Linked DNA regions of Homo sapiens: all the other regions are linked to region 1. A link is a contact called in ENCODE Hi-C or POLR2A ChIA-PET data. All regions are on one chromosome and are shown on one strand. The core of a region is the stretch at or near the end of the contact, and the rest is flanking DNA. Distances in the headings are between cores, read along the strand shown.

What was found. A loop is a pair of places that touch in the nucleus more often than their neighbours do. ChIA-PET counts read pairs that join two places held with the same protein, here RNA polymerase II (POLR2A). Pooled maps may share reads with other maps.
Region 2: a loop to region 1 is called in a pooled map, with 9 times the contacts of the local background. The contact joins the promoter of DDIT4-AS1 here to the promoter of P4HA1 in region 1. A Hi-C loop is called at or near these places in 1 of 168 maps with a recorded cell type or tissue (natural killer cell), 1 of 37 single-sample maps with no recorded cell type and 11 of 50 pooled maps. POLR2A ChIA-PET finds 5 or more read pairs at or near these places in 6 of 52 experiments (GM10248, GM12878, PC-9 and 3 more).
Region 3: a map of dorsolateral prefrontal cortex shows a loop between it and region 1 (5-fold over the local background). The contact joins the enhancer-like site here to the promoter of P4HA1 in region 1. A Hi-C loop is called at or near these places in 1 of 168 maps with a recorded cell type or tissue (dorsolateral prefrontal cortex) and 1 of 50 pooled maps. POLR2A ChIA-PET finds 5 or more read pairs at or near these places in 5 of 52 experiments (A673, K562, OCI-LY7 and 2 more).
Region 4: a loop to region 1 is called in a pooled map, with 8 times the contacts of the local background. The contact joins the enhancer-like site here to the promoter of P4HA1 in region 1. A Hi-C loop is called at or near these places in 1 of 37 single-sample maps with no recorded cell type and 6 of 50 pooled maps. POLR2A ChIA-PET finds 5 or more read pairs at or near these places in 4 of 52 experiments (GM10248, PC-9, activated CD4-positive, alpha-beta T cell and 1 more).
Region 5: a loop to region 1 is called in a pooled map, with 3 times the contacts of the local background. The contact joins the enhancer-like site here to the promoter of P4HA1 in region 1. A Hi-C loop is called at or near these places in 2 of 50 pooled maps. POLR2A ChIA-PET finds 5 or more read pairs at or near these places in 5 of 52 experiments (T-cell, WTC11, activated B cell and 2 more).
Region 6: a loop to region 1 is called in a pooled map, with 7 times the contacts of the local background. The contact joins the promoter of NDST2 here to the promoter of P4HA1 in region 1. A Hi-C loop is called at or near these places in 7 of 50 pooled maps. POLR2A ChIA-PET finds 5 or more read pairs at or near these places in 2 of 52 experiments (T-cell and activated B cell).
Region 7: a loop to region 1 is called in a pooled map, with 2.5 times the contacts of the local background. The contact joins the enhancer-like site here to the promoter of P4HA1 in region 1. A Hi-C loop is called at or near these places in 4 of 50 pooled maps. POLR2A ChIA-PET finds 5 or more read pairs at or near these places in 5 of 52 experiments (K562, PC-9, Panc1 and 2 more).

What each region holds. Positions count from the first base shown.
Region 1 is chr10:73,095,485-73,098,184 of GRCh38, forward strand. It overlaps P4HA1 (prolyl 4-hydroxylase subunit alpha 1), which reads right to left and starts at 1,382. Exons shown (of 15, transcript NM_001017962.3): 1 at 1,282-1,382. RefSeq lists enhancers at 763-1,518, 1,763-1,832 and a silencer at 1,403-1,732.
Region 2 is chr10:72,272,443-72,275,142 of GRCh38, forward strand. It overlaps DDIT4-AS1 (DDIT4 antisense RNA 1), which reads right to left and starts at 1,269. Exons shown (of 2, transcript NR_186445.1): 1 at 408-1,269; 2 at 1-75. DDIT4 (DNA damage inducible transcript 4) reads left to right here and starts at 1,482. Exons shown (of 3, transcript NM_019058.4): 1 at 1,482-1,618; 2 at 1,715-1,979; 3 at 2,253-2,700. The coding sequence starts at 1,775. RefSeq lists enhancers at 1-502, 503-1,026, 1,737-1,856.
Region 3 is chr10:72,423,903-72,426,602 of GRCh38, forward strand. All of the region lies in intron 8 of MICU1 (mitochondrial calcium uptake 1), which reads right to left. Among named protein-coding and RNA genes, the nearest start is that of DNAJB12, 70 kb to the left of the region's middle. Within about 2 kb of position 1,414, at least 2 of the 41 ENCODE cell types and tissues checked have a DNase peak (open chromatin) inside an H3K27ac peak, as active enhancers do; they include dorsolateral prefrontal cortex, where a contact is called at or near this core.
Region 4 is chr10:72,296,018-72,298,717 of GRCh38, forward strand. No RefSeq gene overlaps it. Among named protein-coding and RNA genes, the nearest start is that of DDIT4, 23 kb to the left of the region's middle. RefSeq lists enhancers at 1-148, 1,153-1,452, 2,104-2,700, 2,373-2,462 and a silencer at 1,813-2,082. Within about 2 kb of position 1,319, at least 39 of the 41 ENCODE cell types and tissues checked have a DNase peak (open chromatin) inside an H3K27ac peak, as active enhancers do; they include PC-9, where a contact is called at or near this core.
Region 5 is chr10:72,247,623-72,250,322 of GRCh38, forward strand. No RefSeq gene overlaps it. Among named protein-coding and RNA genes, the nearest start is that of DDIT4-AS1, 25 kb to the right of the region's middle. RefSeq lists enhancers at 278-845, 846-1,414, 1,415-1,981, 1,450-1,549. Within about 2 kb of position 1,334, at least 35 of the 41 ENCODE cell types and tissues checked have a DNase peak (open chromatin) inside an H3K27ac peak, as active enhancers do.
Region 6 is chr10:73,810,168-73,812,867 of GRCh38, forward strand. NDST2 (N-deacetylase and N-sulfotransferase 2) reads right to left here and starts at 1,431. Exons shown (of 15, transcript NM_003635.4): 1 at 1,307-1,431; 2 at 632-736. It overlaps CAMK2G (calcium/calmodulin dependent protein kinase II gamma), which reads right to left. Exons shown (of 23, transcript NM_001367534.1): 23 at 2,334-2,700. NDST2-ZSWIM8-AS1 (NDST2-ZSWIM8-AS1 readthrough) reads right to left here and starts at 1,653. Exons shown (of 18, transcript NR_182658.1): 1 at 1,307-1,653; 2 at 632-736. RefSeq lists silencers at 866-935, 1,236-1,945.
Region 7 is chr10:72,106,026-72,108,725 of GRCh38, forward strand. The region is part of intron 9 of ASCC1 (activating signal cointegrator 1 complex subunit 1); the gene reads right to left. Among named protein-coding and RNA genes, the nearest start is that of SPOCK2, 19 kb to the left of the region's middle. Within about 2 kb of position 1,431, at least 6 of the 41 ENCODE cell types and tissues checked have a DNase peak (open chromatin) inside an H3K27ac peak, as active enhancers do; they include PC-9 and Panc1, where a contact is called at or near this core.

The DNA.
Region 1 (2,700 bases), core at 132-2,631:
AAACCTAAAAGGGGAAATACGTTTCTAACCAGAACTTTAAAAAAAAAAAAAAAAAAGAGTAAAAAATTGATGAAAGAACGCTGCTGCCACGTCTTTGCCCCTCCCCCCTTCACGTAGTGGCTATTTCATCCCCTCCGAGTGCATTCCAAGCGAAAGTCCGAGAACCACTGCTCTCGGAGAAACCAGAAACAGTTAAGTGGAAATTGGCAAGTCTCTTTGGCCTTTTAGATCAATTCCTAAAAGAGGATCTAGCTGCTTCTTCAACCCTTTCTTAAAGAAAACAGTGCAAAATTCCAAGAGTCTTCACTCTATCCGGAACGCGTAAGATGTTAGTGTCTAAACATTGAATTTGTATGTAACAGAGTCGATTATTTAGGAGAAAGAGTCTCACAGTTATCATACCATCCTTCCTCCCCATTGAAACATACATCCGGGGGCCAGCCATGTAATCCAACTCAAAATCCTCACACAACCATGGAATTTGTTGGACTGATGTGGACTTTTAAAAGCTGCAAATTCTCGGCAGAGAGAGACAGAGAGACAGAGATTGAGAGAAGAGCTCTTGTCTCTTTTTAAAAAAAGTTATGGGGAAGAAGAGGGAAGGAAGCTTCCCTGACGACGAGGTGACCTGAGAGCCTACTTCCTCGGCGCTACGAGCAGAAAGCTCGGCGCCCCGGGCTACGTCTGGCAGCTAATGCTGCACCGCTGCGCGCAACAGATGAGTTCAGCCGGAACTTTCTGGGGAGGTCCCCCCAGCTCCCGGCGACTTTCGATAGGGCAAAAATGCCTGGCGCGCTGCGGATCCAGCTCCAAGCCTTAAAATCCGCTCTCCACCGCCACATGCGAACCATCTGCGGCTGTGGCGGCCAAAAGCCCACGCCCCGCGCTTGCGTTCCCCTTAGCCTCGTTAGGGAGGACCAGGTGCAGGGGAACTTGGAAAAAAAAAAAAGCAACAGAGTGATTCCTCCCCGGGAAGGAAAATTCAAGAAAGTCCTGGTCCCTAGGGCGGGGACTGAGGCTGCAGCAGCCCCAGCGGTCCGAGGCGCACTAGGGACAGAGGTGGGAAGGGGGGCACGAAGGAGCGCGGGCGCCGGGAGTCGCGTGGCGCAGGGAGAGGGGCCGAGTCTCCCGAGGGGAAGGAACCGAGGCTGCTGTGGTAACCTGGGGAACCCCCGCCCCAGAAGTACCACCACAGCGGGAAGGAATGGATCGCCGCAGCCGTCCGAGAAGGTCCACGGCTGCCCAGTGGCCTCAGTCTCCGGGATCGAGGGAGCGTCTCACCTGGAAAGTGGGACGAGAGGGCGGCGCGCTCTTCAGCCCCCAGTCGCCTCCACTCGGAGCGGCTACTTCCTACCCTCAGCCCGCTGGCGGCGCGACTGGGCAGCAGAGGGAGCCCGTTAGCCCTTTTATAACCTCTAGGCCGCGATGGCAGCGCCAGGGAGGAGGCGACTGCAGCCCTCGCTACGTGAGCTCGATCACACCAGCGCCCCGGCGACTGCGCAGGCGCCAAGCCCGTGCCTCCCTGCTGCCCCCACCCGTGGCCGGCCCGTGGAGTCTGAGGCCGAGAGGAGTGGCTGGGACCGGCCGCCGTGGTGTGGGTAAGCGGGAGTGGGATGTAACGCGCCTGCGCAGGGTTCTCGCCCCGCCACCGTTACCGTGGTTACCACGGGGTTTCCCCCGCTCCTGTTCAGTTTGCCTCCTTGATTTCAGGGTCCGCGTCAGGCCTAAGCGACGAGGCCGCCGGCAATAAAGTATCTTAAAAATGAGAAGAGGAACGTGGGAGTGTAGAAAATAAAGCAGAATTTTTCTAGGGTGGAAAATAATAGAGATTCAGTCTTGGTATCTCAGCTGTCTTGTTCCTCTCACATCTCAGCACTCATTTTATACTAATCGTGCTCTATCTCCTACCTTTATACCTTATCAGTAGATAATAGACTAAGAGCTCCAGGGTCAGGTTATCTCAATTCAAATCCTGCCTCAATCCTGTGTGTAACACTAGGCATTAACAACCTCTCCGTATCCGTTTACTCATCTGTAAAATAGAAATGACGGTACTACCCATCTTGTAAGATTCTTGTGAGAATAAAATGAGATAATGTATGTAAAGCACTTAACACATGCCTCACACACAGAAATGACTTAGTAAATATTAGATTCTCCAGTAACATTAATTTATATAAGGCACCCAATGTTGCGTTTGATCTTAGTCTAACATTTGCCTTAGTTATAAAGTAACCCCAAACCAAGGGTTTCTTTATATCTCCCTGTACTATGAGGGAGAATACAATGAAGAAGATAATTTTTTCCTTGTCAGTTAAAGAGAAAAATGAGTTGCTAAGACTTGTTATTCATTAAGAATTGTGGTTTCTAAAGTTTTCCATGTATGCTAAAAAGTATAGCAATAATTAACATTTGACTTACGCAGGAGGTGAGTGATTATATAGCTACAGAAAGAGAGAGAGGGTACTCTGGGAGCACTAGGCAACTAAAAAGTAGATATAATGATGTCTAAATCAATGGTTCTGAAAGCGTAGTCAGGGAATCCATAAGGTCAAAATTATTTTCATACTAAGACTTTATTTTCATACTAAGACTTACTGCCTTTTTCACTCTAATAACAATACAGTGAGGTCTTCCAGAGACTACATGCCTGTGATACAGATGGAACGCAGACACAGATATGAGAATCTTCTATTAGCC
Region 2 (2,700 bases), core at 19-2,518, 820 kb before region 1:
TCTTTAAGATGTCTCCTGGATCCCCTGATTTCTTTTTTTAATCCATAAATTTGTCTCCATAAGTGGGTCTCCCACCTGTCAAATGAGAGTAGGGTGCAGAGCTTGGATTCTGGTTCTTTCAGGTTCTAAGTCTTGGCCCAAGTGTCAGCTTTTTCTTTTTTCTAAGTTGGGGTGGGGATGGGGGTTGCGGAGGGCAGTGGCCTGACATCTCCTGCAAGTGTCATTTGTCACGCGAAAGCAAGCCTGACCCGAGGCAAGGCCCGCCTATCTGGTTAGGTTCCTTGCCCGCCCCCGGGGCCCTGGGCATCTGATGTAAGTTTGGCTCCCTCTTCCATCAGGGTCCTCCTGTCCCAGACTGATAAACCTTTAGAGCAATAAAGGTCGAGTCCGTCTCAACCTCCACCCACCCTCAGCAACCACTGTTAGCCTCTGAGCACTGCTGCCAGGCCAGATTTCCTGTGGCCCCGCCTGAATGATGAAACACGGGATGGCCATTGCACTCCCTGGCTTTTCCAGAGATCTCGGTCCTCGGTCCTGATGCAACCGTCTGGATCTTTTACACAAAGCGCTAGGCGAGCGCTGGGTGCTAGGACCCGGGGGGCGCCCGGGCAGGGAGGTCCGGCTGCGCTGCCTGCAGTCCGCGGGGAGGGCGGATGGGTCTGTGAGTCCGACTGCTGTGAATCCTCGCTTCCATCCCTGCACTGGGCGCTATGAACCCGGGCCCATCCACACTCCTCTAACCACTCTCCTCAAGCCCTCTCCTTGGGAGCAGTTGGAAGTGGAAGCAGATAGGGTTTGGGAGGAGGCAGGGATCCCCATTAACCTATGTCCTGGGCTGTAGAGTAACAGCCAGGATGGGCAGGTGGGGCCTTGGGGAAGGGGCAGCATGGTGCCCGGAGCTTCCCAGTCTGTGGACCCCACCCCCATATCCCGAGCCTTTGCAAAGCAGGGATAGAGGGGGTAAGGGCGCGAGGGCAGGCCGGGCTAACGTCTGCTCCTGCGCCGCCGTCCCACGGGCATCCCCCCCGTGTGTGCCCAGTTGTTCCCGAAGCTTTAGGATCCAAGACGCTGGGGGCAACCATTTTCCTTGCCCGCCGCCCCCTCACGCTTCCCTGCCTCTCCTCCTAGCCTGGTCACGGGCTGTCCCCTCCTCCAGCAATGCAACCCTATAATAAACAAGTCTTTCCTTGATCCTCCCCTGCCGCGAGCGCCCTCGGGGACCTTGGCAGCTGCAGCCGCCGCGGATCCTTTCCAGAAAGGGGGCGTGGCGGTGGGTCGGGGTTCGACTGCGAGCTTTCTGGGGCTCAATGGAGGCGGGGCCCGGCCGCTGTCACCGGGCAGGAGAGAACGTTGCTTACGTGCGCCCGGAGTCCATTGGCCAAGGCGGGCCACACTCCCGGGTCTGGATTGGGTCGTGGCGCAGAGAAGGCGTGGCCTCGCCGCGCTAGTCCTTATAGGCTGCTCCGCGCTGGTGCTAGGGCGCAGCAGGCCAAGGGGGAGGTGCGAGCGTGGACCTGGGACGGGTCTGGGCGGCTCTCGGTGGTTGGCACGGGTTCGCACACCCATTCAAGCGGCAGGACGCACTTGTCTTAGCAGTTCTCGCTGACCGCGCTAGCTGGTGAGTGTCCCTTCTGTGTGTGGGTCCTAGAGCTCGCGGTCTGGTCTGGTCTGGTCCCCAGACTGACGCCTGGTCGGTCCCCCTCTTGTCTTACAGCGGCTTCTACGCTCCGGCACTCTGAGTTCATCAGCAAACGCCCTGGCGTCTGTCCTCACCATGCCTAGCCTTTGGGACCGCTTCTCGTCGTCGTCCACCTCCTCTTCGCCCTCGTCCTTGCCCCGAACTCCCACCCCAGATCGGCCGCCGCGCTCAGCCTGGGGGTCGGCGACCCGGGAGGAGGGGTTTGACCGCTCCACGAGCCTGGAGAGCTCGGACTGCGAGTCCCTGGACAGCAGCAACAGTGGCTTCGGGCCGGAGGAAGGTGAGCGGTGGGCGGGTGCCGACGCGACTCGAGGGGCCGGGAAGGTGGGGAAGCCCCGGTGCTGGAAGGGGTCAGAGCCGCCTTGGCTTCCTATCCCATCGGGACCCAGATTGCTTGGGGGCAGGGGGAATTGGAGTATAAGGTGAGTGAGGCGGAAACTGAGGCACGGAGTGGGAAGGAGCGTTGGTTTCTTAAGGAAACAGCACCTCCCCCGCCTGTGCGTTTCGTTTTGAAGCCGCTCTAATACCCCTTCCTGTGTGCTCTCCTTTCCAGACACGGCTTACCTGGATGGGGTGTCGTTGCCCGACTTCGAGCTGCTCAGTGACCCTGAGGATGAACACTTGTGTGCCAACCTGATGCAGCTGCTGCAGGAGAGCCTGGCCCAGGCGCGGCTGGGCTCTCGACGCCCTGCGCGCCTGCTGATGCCTAGCCAGTTGGTAAGCCAGGTGGGCAAAGAACTACTGCGCCTGGCCTACAGCGAGCCGTGCGGCCTGCGGGGGGCGCTGCTGGACGTCTGCGTGGAGCAGGGCAAGAGCTGCCACAGCGTGGGCCAGCTGGCACTCGACCCCAGCCTGGTGCCCACCTTCCAGCTGACCCTCGTGCTGCGCCTGGACTCACGACTCTGGCCCAAGATCCAGGGGCTGTTTAGCTCCGCCAACTCTCCCTTCCTCCCTGGCTTCAGCCAGTCCCTGACGCTGAGCACTGGCTTCCGAGTCATCAA
Region 3 (2,700 bases), core at 164-2,663, 670 kb before region 1:
GACATTGATAGAGATAGGACTTACATATGAGACACGAAATAAGAAAGTTAAGAGTGAATTTCTCTTTCAGCTCTCATTTCTTCAGCTAGCTCAGTAAGTTGACAGAGACCTAAATTTGTTTCCTTAGTAGTGGGACTGTGTCAATGAGCAAAACATAGAACTGTATTTTAATACAATTACTTTTGTATCAACCTATAACAGTGACCATTTCCCCCCCACCTTTTTTTTTAAGACGGAGTTTCACTCATCATCCAGGCTGGAGTGCAATGGTGCGATCTTGGTTTACTGCAACCTCTACCTCCCAGGTTCAAGCGATTCTCCTGTCTCAGCCTCCCGAGTAAATGGGATTACAGGTGCACACCACCACGCCTGGCTAATTTTTGTATTTTTAGGAGAGATAGGGTTTCACCATGTTGGCCAGGCTGGTCTTGAACTCCTGACCTCAGGTGATCCACTGGCCTCGGCCTCCCAAAGTGCTGGTATTACAGACATGAACCACCATGGCTGGCCTAACAGTGACCATTTACTGAGTATGTACTATGGGCCAGGTACTTCACCAATATGTTCTTTTTTTTAATTACTTTTTTTTTTGTAAATAGAGATGGGGGTCTTGCTATGTTGCCAGGCTGGTCTTGAACTTCTGGGATCAAGCAATCTGCCTGCCTTGGCCTCCTAAAGTGCTGGGATTACAGGTGTGAGTCACTGTGCCTGGCCTCATATAGTCACTATAACAGCCTACAGAGCAGCTACTATTAGCTCCACTCTGCAGATGAGAAAACTGAAGTAACATGCAGCTACATGTGACAGAGCTGGGATTTGAACTCAGCCTTATTTGGGTCCAAAGACTATCTCTCAACACCACACCATTTCCTACTTCTGAGCAGTGGCACATTCGCTTCCTGTACAATAGCACTGTGTTGTTTTGGATAAACTTATACAGCCATGGGGCTTAGTCACATTTAAATGAGACACAAAACTATGTCTAAAGAAATCAACATCATCAATATTAGGTGAAAGCCTCTTTTTCAACACTGCCACTCAATTTTTGATGTTTGTCACACCATCTTTCTATAGAGCTGATAAATTTTTGACAATACCAAAAGTTTTCAGGATTCAATTTAAGTGTGATTTATGACTCAATTTACTATCCTGAAACAAAGTGAAGGACTGACAAAATTTTCTAAATGGGCATACTTTTTGCAATGTTTAAATCAGATTTTCAGTGAAATCTGAAACCTGGGTAAAAGTTCACCTATGGGCTTCTTCAAGGCATGTGAAACAAGGCTGTGCTCCCTGCTCTCCAGGGCCGACTTTAATGATTTAAAGTGTTCATTCTACCCTTATCTGGGAGGTTTCACAGCTGTGGGGCAATCCCGTATGTTGGAACTAGATGAATTTTCAGCTTTATCTCACCAGATAGATTCATGGTTGAAAAGTTTCTTGTTTGTAACACTGGCAGCAGCTGCAGCTTGCTCAAGGCTTATAAAAGGCCTTTATTCTCTGTTCTTCATAGGGGCACAAGGCCTCGCCTCTGTTTTGTTTCAGACAGTAAGGTCAATTTCCAGTGCAGATGCCCAAGCAGCAATTCCAAGATTAGCATTTTTACTAATGTTCTTTGAAAACTCAGACTTGTCTTTTGGTAATGGGCTCTATTATGATTATTTTTAAGTGACTGGAATCTGAAAGGGCTTAAAAACAATCAACTTCTGCTTGTCCAAGTCGTATGGCCACTTCGACGCTTACTACTTCAGTTCTATAATTTGATTTTGGGCAGCACCTCTCCTTTTAGGTTTTTAGGCTTTTCTGAGGCAGGAACCCCCTTATTTCTGAGGTCTTAAACATGGCTGGAGGGAGCCATGGAGAGCTGTTTTTCTTTACACGCAAAACTGCTAATGGAAACAGACTTGAACTAATGTCCTATTTGTTCAAAATTTATTAACTGAAGACCACTATGCTAAGGCTAGGGAACTTTGAAGGCAGTATCTCAAGGACCTTCATTCGGGTTAAATTTTCAAGGGCAATAGCTAGACATCATGTGGCTGCAGGGGTCAAGTGTATGCAGGGTTAAGCATTGCTAATCCAAAAACCCCAAATCTGAAATGCATCAAAATCCAAAACTTTTTTTGTTGTTGAGCAACTTTTTTTGTTGTTGTTGTCCAGGCTGGAGTACAGTGGCATGATCTTGGCTCCCTACAACTTCCGCCTTCTGGGTTCAAGTGATTCTCCTGCCTCAGCTTCCCAAGTAGCTGGGACTACAGGCATGTGCCACCATGCCCAGATAATTTTTGTAGTTTTAGTAGAGACAAGGTTTCACTATATGTTGGCCAGGCTGGTCTCAAACTCTTGACCTCAGGTGATCCGCCTGCCTTGGCCTCCCAAAGTGCTGAGATTACAGGCGTGAGCCACTGCACCTGGCCCAAAATCCAAAATTTCTTGAGCACCAACACGTTGCTCAAAGATCATGCAAAAAGGAAATGCTTATTGGAGCATTCTGGATTTTTTTTTTTTTTTTTCAGACAGGGTCTTGCACTGTCACCCAGGCTGGAGTGCAGTGGCACAATCATGGCTCACTGCAGCCACGACCTCCTAGGCTCAAGTGATCTTCCCATCTTAGCCTTCTGAGTAGCTGGGACTATAGGCATGCACCACCATGCCTGGCTAATTTTTGCATTTTTGTAGAGATGGGGGTACCCTATGTTG
Region 4 (2,700 bases), core at 69-2,568, 800 kb before region 1:
TTACAGTGAAACCCGGGACATGTGTCACAATTCCCAAGGACAGAGCCTCTTTCTACTCAACTGGAACTTGGGATGATGTGCCCCTGCAGCTGCAGCAGGTGCTCATGGAGCCCAAACACTTCCCAAGACAGCAAAGGCAAAGTACAAACAAGTACAAAGACTCTGGGAAATGAGTCTTCATGACGTCGTGGTGTCGCCAGATCGAGTCATGCCTGGGGTTCTCAGTTTCCTGAGCCAGTAGATTCCCTTTTTAGCATAAATCAGTTTGAGTCAGGTTTTCTGGCATTTGCATCATTAAGAGTCTGACATTCATATGGTGAATTTTCTTTTCTTTTTTTTCTTTTTTTTTTTTTGAGATGGAGTTTCGCTCTTGTTGCCCAGGCTGGAGTGCAATGGTGCGATCTCGGCTCACCGCAACCTCTGCCTTCTCCTGGGTTCAAGCGATTCTTCTGCCTCAGCCTCCTGAGTAGCTGGGATTATAGGCATGCGCCACCATGACCGGCTACTTTTGTATTTTTAGTAGAGACGGGGTTTTTTCCATGTTGGTCAGGCTGGTCTCAAACTCCGGACCTCAGGTGATCTGCCCGCCTCGGCCTCCTAAAGTGCTGGGATTACAGGCGTGAGCCACCGCGCCCGGCCATGGGTCTGTTCTTAAATGGGGCTTCCAGAGGGAACCTCAGCCTGTTTTGAAATAACAAGGATCCAGGCACGGTGGCTCACGCCTATAATCCCAGGACTTTGGGAGGCTGAGGCGGGCGGATCACGAGGTCAGTAGTTTGAGACCAGCCTGACCAACATGGAGAAACCCCATCTCTACTAAAAATACAAAATTAGCCGGGTGTGGTGGCGCATGCCTGTAATCCCAGCTACTCAGGAGGCTGAGGCAGGAGAATTGCTTGAACCCGGGAGGCGGAGGTTGCGGTAAGCCGAGATCGCGCCATTGCACTCCAGCCTGGGAAACAAGAGCGAAACTCCATCTCAAAAAAAGAAAAGAAAAGAAGAGAAAGGACAATAAGGAGTTAGAAACACTTTCTCCCTTCCCTCCTTCCCGAGGGGCGGGCTCCATCTTCTTTATTTTTTATTTTTAGAGAAGAGGTCTCCCTATCTTGCCCAGGCTGGTCTCAAACTCCTGGTCTCAAGCGATCCTCCGGCCTCGGCCTCCCAAAGTGCTGGGTTTAAGACGTGAGCCACCGCGCCCTGCCTCCATGTTCTTTAATCTGCTGTCCCTGGCCCAGGGACCTCCGCAGATAAAGCTCGGTTTCCCCTTTCTGACGCTGTTACCAGTTTGCGGCGGTTAACCCCCCAGAGAGAGCCTGACGCAGATTTGCTGCAGGAAACCACCGAGTCTCACGGCTTGGCACGAACTCTTCCTTCCGGGCCGGCCAGGATGCCTGAGCGTGGGGGTGGGCAGGGCACCTCCTACTTCCCCCCGCAGATAACCACCAACCCGGCCACATCATTCTCACATCTGGGAACTGAGCTCACTCGAGGCTTTTCTCACGTAGCCTCCTTTGAACCTGTTTCCTCATCTGTAAAATGGGGCTAAGGATAGCATCCACCTATTTCAGGGTCGTTTTGAGGGAATCCTGGAGAGAAAACTAGGGTTTTCAGCAAAAGGATCGGCACAAAGTAGATGTTCGCCGCTCCCCTCCCTCCTTCCCGCTCCCCCGGGCAGGAAGGCTCGCGTGCGCGAGGCCACAGCGCAAGCGGGTGCAGAGCAGGATTCGAACAGGGTTCCATGCAACTCCGTGCCCAGGGTCCTACCACCGCCTGAGCTCAGCGGTCTTCAGCCAGCGGGGCCCTTCCACCCCCTTCCTTAATAGTTTTCCTCCTCCGCCTCCTGCACGGCCTCCGCCTCCGCCTGACCGTCCTCGGAAACCTCCCAGCCGCAGCCCGGCCCTCCCCAGCGGCCTGAGTGGCCTCCTCCCGCGGCGCCCCCCAGCTCCGCACCTCCCCAGCCCCGCCCGAGGCGCGCCCAGCGAGCGTGACCCCGACCCAGGGCCACGGCTGCGCCCGTAGGATCGCGGGCGCGCGGGTCTCCATGAGGGACTGGGAGAGATGCGTCACCCGCTAATCCCTCAACTGGGTCGCACCCGGTCTGCCTTGGTTGGTCCCTTCTGATGGCGGAGGCGGGACCTCGACTTGGTGGCCAATGAGGAGCCTCGTGGGGGTGCTCTCGGCTGCCATGGCAACGGAGGGGCCGCCCGCTTCCCCGCGGGGCGAGGCCGGCTCTCCCAGGACTGGCCACATTGCAGTCACGCGCTGTGGCCCCAGTCCTGTTAGCATGAGGTGGGGGTCAGAAGTTGAGGAACAACTCGGACCTAAAGCCTTGACAATTGCCAACAGTGTAGACAAGTCCCAGCATGCCCAAAATTTATAAGAGAAGGCTGCCTGGAAGAGGGACACGATGAGGAGGGTCTGCTGAAACGGACAAAGAAACCCAGTTCAGTGCAGTGGAGTGGACATGGCACGGGCAGGGCACGGAGTGGGGTCGGTGCTTAGTAAGCGGATTAGGGTTTCCAAGCCAAGACCCACCCAGGGCAGGATGGGGAACCAAGGTGAGCAGGTGCGCTGAATTGTGGGTCTCACACTGTCCTTCAGTGTCCCGCAGGAAGAGAGAGCTAAGGATCACCAGGGTCATTCCCCTGCCTCAGGCAGCCTGCACTCCACCTTAGGTACAGTCATGTCCGGTCTTCAGCA
Region 5 (2,700 bases), core at 84-2,583, 850 kb before region 1:
CATGGAGCTTCATAGAGGCACTGGGTCTTATTTTCTTTGAGACGGAGTTTCACTCTTCTTGCCCAGGCTGGAGGGCAGTGGTGTGATCTCGGCTCACTGCAACCTCCGCCTCCCGGGTTCAAGCGATTTTCCTGCCTCAGCCTCCCGAGTAGCTGGGATTACGGGCATGCACCACCATGCCCAGCTAATTTTTGCATTTTTTTAGTAGAGATGGGGTTTCTCTATGTTGGTCAGGCTGGTCTCAAACTCCCGACATCAGGTCCTCCGTCTGCCTCAGCCTCCCAAAGTGCTGGGATTACAGGCATGAGCCACCCCCTCCGGCTTGGGTCTTATTTTCAATGGCCAGGCCTCTCATTAACGTGGCAGGAATGCAGCCTGTGCGGAGCTCCCAACAGTGCAGTTTGCCAGAAGTTGGCTGGGATTGTGCTGGGTTTCTCAAGGTTCCCCTCCTTGTTCACTCTCTTCAGACCCACCTTTGCCTGCAGCTGGCAAGCAGCTGATAGATCTCTATTTTGCTGTTGTGAGAATTCACCAAAAAGGCACTTCTAAAAGCCTCATGCAACTAGCAGGAGAAACATAGGTTTAGAGCCTTGCTCCTGCAGCTTCAAAAACAAGGAGGCAAAAATTGAGATTGAATATAGCACAGAGTGTGGGTGACACCAAACCACGGACTGAGTTGATAGGCTGCAGGGAAGGAAGTGAAAAGTTCACCTTGTCCTTCCGTCTAACAGAGGACTGCTGGTTTTGCAGAGGTTTGCTTTTTTTTTTTTTTCCATTCAATAAAAATAGCTCGGTGGGACAACATATTATAGCATTCGTGGAAATAAAAACTAGGAACCACATCATAGGATGTTCTGCTCCAAACTTGGCGCTGATCCCCCAGGCAGCTCCAAGTTCCCTCTGATTCAGGCAGCAGCGACGGAGGCCCTCCCCTGTCCCAGGTGGGACCCGGCCTTCAGAGAGGAAGGGAGGTGGTGGTATGAGGCATCAGCTGTTTCCTTTGCCTGTGGGCCAAGATCCTTGCCATGGCAGAAATACAACTTTGTCCCCAGTGTCTGCCTTCTGCACTGTAAAAAGCAAGTTTCCATCACAAAGGGTTGCGATTCAGGAAACCAGGGTTAGAGGCAAACGGGTCTTATTTGAAAATGGTAAAACCTGGCCAGGCCTTGGACTTCCTGCATTGGTTGCTCTCCTGGGACCTGGGACCAGCCCAGCAGGGTGGGGTGGGGCAGCAATGCAGGTTACAGGATGTGAAAGTGGGGACTGAGGTTAGGAAAAAGAATAAAAGGCTGTGACCAGAACACACCCAGCAGAGGCCATGTGCAGTTCTCTTCTTCAGGGTTTCCTGTGGGTACACTGAGAACATTGTGTTCTGGCTGAGAACTTATCCGGCGGAGCCTGCTGCATACGTGGCCCCTGGGTCCTAGTGCTGCCTCTTACCTAGCCTCAGGCCTGGCTCCCCTGCCTGCACCTGCGTGCAGCCCACTGTATGACCCAGGGAGGCTGTCTCCATTGTGTCCTCCTGCTGGGTGAGGCCCCCGGCCACCAGACTCCGAGCACTTAAGATTCTGACCCATCCCGCATTTCCAAAGCATCTTCAGCGTGCCGGGTGCCATCACACAGTCGCGTTTCATATCCCTCATAACAAAACATCCTTCAGATGACAAAACTGAGGTTCAGGGAAACTGAGAGGAACAACCAACATCAGTATTTATTTTTATTTATTTATTTTAGAAAGGGGGGTTTCACTTCCACCCAGGTTGGAATGCAGTGGTGCGTTCATAGCTCACTGCAGCTTCCAACTCCGGGCCTCAAGTGAACCTCAGCCTCCTGAGCAGCTGGGACTACAGGCACGCACCACCACCCCTGGCTCATTTTTGTATTTTTTGTAGAGACAGGGTCTCATTATGTTGCCCAGGCTGGTCTCGAACTCCTGGGCTCAAGCAACCCTCCCGCCTCGGCTACCCAAAATGTTGGGATTAAGACATAAGCCACTATGTGCCTGGCCTATGCCAGTATTTATTTATTTATTTATTTATTTATTTATTTATTTATTTATTTATTTATTTATTTTTGAAATGGAGTTTTGCTCTTGTTGCCCAGGCTGGAGTGCAGTGGCATGATCTCGGCTCACCGCAACCTCTGCCTCCCGGGTTTAAGCAGTTCTCCTGCTTTAGCCTCCCGAGTAGCTGGGATTATAGGCACCCACCACCACACCGGGCTAATTTTTGTATTTTTAGTAGAGACAGGGTTTCACCATGTTGGCCAGGCTGATCTTGAACACCTGACCTCAGGTGATCCACCTGCCTCAGCCTCCCAAAGTGCTGAGATGACAGGCGTGAGCCACCATGCCTGGCTGCCACTATTTATTAAAGGTTCTTGGATGCAGGTCTCATGTCACTTCGGGATAACTGATTTTGAGGCATTATTTCAAACTCTTGCAATGAATGTGAGCATTTTCTCTCAAAGTTTCTCTCCAGGTGATTTTGAGAATAGATGCTTTCTCTTTTTTATTTTTTGTTTGCTTGAGACAGGGTCTCATTCTGTCGCCCAGGCTGGAGTGTGCAGTGGCGTGATCTTGGCTCATTGCAGCTTCAACCTCCCTGGATCAATTGATCCTCCTGCCTCATCCTCCTGAGTAGCTGGGACTACAGGTTTGCACCACCAAGCCCCGCTAATTTTTTTTTTTTTTTTTTTTTT
Region 6 (2,700 bases), core at 181-2,680, 710 kb after region 1:
AACAGTTCAGGACAGGCGTGGTGCCTCACGCCTGTAATTCCAGCACTGTGAAAGGCCGAAGCGGGTGATCACTTGAGGTCAGGAGTTCGAGACCAGCCTGGCCAACATGGTGAAGCCCCGTCTCTACTAAAAATACAAAAATTAGATGGGCATGGTGGTGGGCGCCTGTAGTCCCAGCTACTCAGGAGGCTGAGGCAGGAGAATCACTTGAACGTGGGAGGCGGAAATTGCAGTGAGCTGAGATTGTGCCACTGTACTCCAGCCTGGGTGACAGAGCTAGACTCCAGCTCAAAAAAAAATAAAAATAAAAATAAAAATAAAACAGTTCAGCTTTGGCCTAGGTAAAACGACACGAGAAGACAGCTGGGGGAGAGGATCAAAATGGTGACGGGAAGGGGTGAATGCTAAGAATGTGATGCAACTTTAGAGAAAACATTGTAGTGAGGAGGTCACTGACGGGAAGTTGATACTCAGGGTGTATCATCCCGTATTTGAGAAATTACAACTTGCCAGCCATTCTTCTAAGAGCTTCACATATATTTAATCTTCACACCAGCCCTAAGAGGTAGGGAAAAGGTACATGCTCCATTATCCCCATTTCACATATGAGTAACTCAGAGAAGCTTAGAACCTTGCCCAGGATCACACAGCTCAGTTGGTGGGAGGGCTGGGATTCGACGTCAGGCCTGTCAAGCTCCAGAGCCGCGTTCTTAGCCGCTGCATTTTAGCTTCATACCTGGAAGAAGCAGCAAGGTTTAGGGAAGGGGCGCCGGGAGCGCCGCAGGCCGGGCCAGTGAACACTGAGGGCCAGCAGGGCTGGGCGGGGTGGGTGTGTGCGGGAGATCTCTGAGGACGGCGAAGCCAGACGGGGGCCGGGGCCGGGCCCGGGCTTGGGGAGGCCGGGACGGCCGGAGCAGCGGCGCGGAGGCTGCGGGCGCCGAGGGGGCCCGGGGCTGGCGGGTGGAGGGGCCCCGCCGAGAGGAGACGGGGGCACAGGTGGATGCGAAGAGCGCACCGGATGTGGGACACCAAAGGGGAAGGGGCCACAGGCGCGCGGCGGCGACTCCGGGGTGACATCGAGACAGCCTCTGGGCTGGGAGAGCCCTGCGGGAAGAAGGGAGCCCGCCCGGTCCGGAGGGGAGCGAGGCGGTTCTGAGGGAGGCCGGCGGAAAGGACCCGGGGCGCGGCGCACGCTGGGCCGCCCGGGACGACCCTGCGGGTGGTGATGGTGGCAACATCCAAGGGAGTCTGTTGGGGGGGCCTGAGCGCGACCGTGGGCGGGGGGGTCTCCTCAGGGGCGGCTCACCCGGAGGACTGGGCGGCGTCCCCGCTGTCCCCGGGCTCCGCCGCGTCCCGGGGCTGCCCGGCTTCCCTGCTTTCGGGGCCACGGGCCGCGTCGCGGCTGCTCCGCCATCTCCGAGCGAACGCTCTGCCGCAGCCTGGCCCAACCACCGCTCCCACCGGGGGAGGCGGCGCGCCGCCGCTGGTGGCACCCGCTCGGATCCACCGGCTCCGGCCCTAGCAGCCGCGCGACCTGGGTTCCGGGAAATCAAGCGGCCCTCCGCAGTGCCGGGCCGAGCCGCGGCCTCCGAGACGGCGGGCTCCGCGCCCCGCCCGCGGAAGCGCACCCCCTCCTCTCCGCGCGATGGCACTGCCGGCCGAGCGTCGGGGACCACGACTTCGGAGCAGGGGCGGGCTCAGGCCTGGGCTCATCCACTCAGCCCCGCGGAGGGGGAGCCGGGCCGGCCCACTCGGGGGAGGGGAGGAGTAAGAGGCGGAGCGGCCTAACCGGAGGCGGGACCAGGGGCGGGGCGAGGCCCTCAGCCGGCTCCCAGGGCACTCACCCTCCCTCCCCGCCCCGCGTCGCCTGCGCAGCACCGAGCGCTGTTTGGAGGCTGTTTATGAGAAGTTTTTTTTTTTTTTTTTTTTTTTTTTTTTTTTTTTTGAGACGGAGTCTCACTCTGTCGCCTGGGCTGGAGTGCAGTGGCGCGACCTCGGCTCACTGCAACCTCCCCCTCCCAGGTTCAAGCGATTCTCCTGCCTCAGCCTTCCGAGCAGCTGGGATTACAGGCGCCCGCCACTATGCCCAGCTAAATTTTTTGTATTTTTTAGTAGAGACGGGGTTTCACCATATTAGCCAGGCTGGTCTCGAACTCCTGACCTCGTGATTCGCCCGCGTCGGCCTCCCAAAGTACTGGGATTACAGGCATGAGGAAGTTTTATTCTCAAAAGTACCCAAAGGGAGTAGGAGGAGGTACTCTCTCCAACCTGGTAAGCCAGGCTGCTAAAATCTACGCCTCTGGCCGTAAACCTCCAACAGCAGTAACACAATGGACTGTTTAAAGGTTATTTTATTAAATATTTTCAGTTCAAGGTTTCATTGTAACAAAGCTATGAAGGGTCTACCAACATTCAGAACAAACACTATTTTTAAATTATTTCTATGTTGTCATGCAAAAATTCTGCATCAAATGCCTTCCGTTTCTTGTTTAAAAGGTGATTTTTTAATAGTCTATTGTCTATAGATGCTGACATTAGCCCCAGAAGAGGAGTAAGAATGCTAAGAAGTGGGGCTGGAGCAGCCATATGAAGCTATGGGTCTCAATGAATTCTAAGACCATTTGTCTTCAAGCCAGCAAAACGAAACCCTGTGGTGAAGGGATTTGCGTGCTGGCACTGCAGACTGCAGGGCAGGAAAGG
Region 7 (2,700 bases), core at 181-2,680, 990 kb before region 1:
TCCCTGCTCACTTGGCTTTCCCAAATGAGGCTCGCTCTTTTCTTCAATCTTAGACAAAGCTGTGGTTACTCTCTTCCAAGATCCCTCTTTTAAGAAAATCTACTTCTTGTGCTGGTGGCCTCGGTGAACTATTTGCTGTCTCAATACTACTTGAATAAGAAGAAATTCAGTTTTGAAGTTAAAAATGAAAATTCAAAATATTCAAGTCTTACGCTATTTATAATCATTCTTGACACACATGAGATAAACCAACCTTTAGAATATAATCTGATGCAACTGAAAGTAAGTACAGGGGGTTCAATTAATTCAAGTATTTAGAAGGATGTTCTAGGTCATATTTCTCTCTAAGAAAGGATGCTATTGTTCTCATGTATGGCAATCAGACTTTTGAAACTCAAAGCAGAGTGAATAGGAATAGCAAATGCATGCTACTTTGAGGTTTTCCCAGTGTTTTTCTTCCACAGCCTGTTTACCAACTTCTATTTCTCACAATTATCCCGTTTATAGATAAAAGTAGTAACACTATTTTGTACTTAATAATAACACTTAACCACCTACCTCCCTATGAGGGATGGTATGAACAGAAGACAGGCTGACAAGTACTTTGAGCTCTTTGGGAAGGCACTCCCAGTATGAAGCCTTGCTGTGGTTAAATAACACCTTTCATCTAAGGATCTAAAAGTGTCTTACAAAGCCCAGCTCATTAACTCCAAAAAAATTGCTATGATATAAACCAGAGCTGAGCATTATTATCCCCATTTATATAAGAAACAGGGACAAGCTAGGACCACTAATACTGTCAGAGAAATTTAAGAGTTCCTGGGATGAGGCCTAGGATACAGGCCAGTGGAAGGCCACGTCCACAAGGCAGTGTGTATGGGCCTCTCAATTCCAATAACAAATATGTACCAAAGAATGCCAAGTGGGGAAGCAGGTCCATCCTTAGGCTGTGCATATACAACCAGATAGCAAAGAATGAGGAGCAAATGATGTGAAAAGCTATCATCACAGCCCTTGGAAGATCCCAATTGCAAAACATCAAAACAAATAATGGTATATTTCAGATGCATTCCTCATAAAAGAGGCATGTAGGTACAGGACTAGTATGACTTCAGGGAGCAAACAGAAAGATACAAATACCAGACTAAAAATATAATCGATTTTGAAAAAAAAAAAATCAAGGTTCTTCGTATGTCATGTTACTAATCTCACTCAGAATTAAGATCACTTTATTGGGAGTTAAGTCATCAAAAAGAATTAAGTTCACAAATAAGTTACCCCCCCCCCAAAAAAATAAATTTTGTTTCAAAGTTATGTTTATTAAAATTCCTCAAACCTAAAAAAAAAAAATTCTGAGTTTCTGCCAAATACCGTGCATTTGTCTTCTGGGCCACCTGTGAGATTACTTCTGAGGAGACCAAATGTGGGAGGTAGGAAGAGGCAAGAAGGAAATGGAGATCCACCACATCCGGGGTCAAAAAAAACCTTCCATCTACTTTAAAAATACTCACATGGGCTGTGCCCAAGTGGATTCTTTCTAAACATCATCACAGAAGAATGTAATTGAGTCTGTTTACCCTAAGGTAAGTCATGCTCCTCTACACACAGACACACATACCTTCACCTAGGTACAAAAAAATTGATATTTCTTTTCTACTGAAGAAAGGGCACAAAAAGTTTCTTGGGCAGACTAGACGTTTTTAATGCTTTCCTATTGTGAAAATAAGTAATTCAAAATCTAAGCTGTTGGAATCTTAACATATTGTAAGGCTTAAGGGAATGTGATTATGTGAGTCACTTAAACTTGTATCTGTAACCTGGGCAGCTGTAACTGTTGTTTTTCTGATTATAGATTAGCCTTTTTCCTCACCTACACTGTTTTGTAAATGGTTGTAAATGAATAAACAGTGCCAGAGAAGATCCCTTCCCTTTTAACTGTTGATCTTCATTTTGATTAAACTTCCCTCTTACATTTCTCATACAAAGACTTAAAAGACTATCACATCATCTAGGATGGTATGTTAAATACTTTCTTTTTCTTTTTCTTTTTCTTTTTTTTTTTTTTTTTTGAAACAAGGTCTTACTCTGTCAGCCAGGCTGGAGTGCAGTGGCGTGATCACAGCTCACTGCAGCCTCCACCTCCCAGGCGCAAGAGATCCTCCCTCCTCAGTCTCCTGAGTAGCTGAGACTACAGGTGCATGCCACCATGCCTGGCTAATTTTTGCATTTTTTATAGAGACAGGGTTTTTCCATGTTGCCCAGGCTGGTCTCAAACTCCTGGGCTCAAGTGATCCTCCTACCTCCACCTCCCAAACTGCTGAGATTACAGGCGTGAGCCACCATGCCAGGTCCTACACTCCTAAGTTGGAAAGGAAGTGAAAACAAGCTGTACAGAAAAGAAAACAAACTGTAATTAACTAAATTATAGCTCATAAACCAACCTTGTATAGAAAATGTTATAATCCTACTAAATTTGTTTTCTGCCTATATAAGCAGGACCTTAACTTTTAACTTTAAGCACTGACCTCATTTCTGTGAAGTCCCTGTTTCCCAAATGGCCATTCCCAGCTTTTCACTTGAATAAACTTTTAAAAACTGAGTTCTGATCCTTTCCATTATTGCTGGTCGACATTATCAATGACTACAGACCCACTCCCTCCCCCAATTTCTCCATCTTTAAACAGGGATGATCCTTTACAA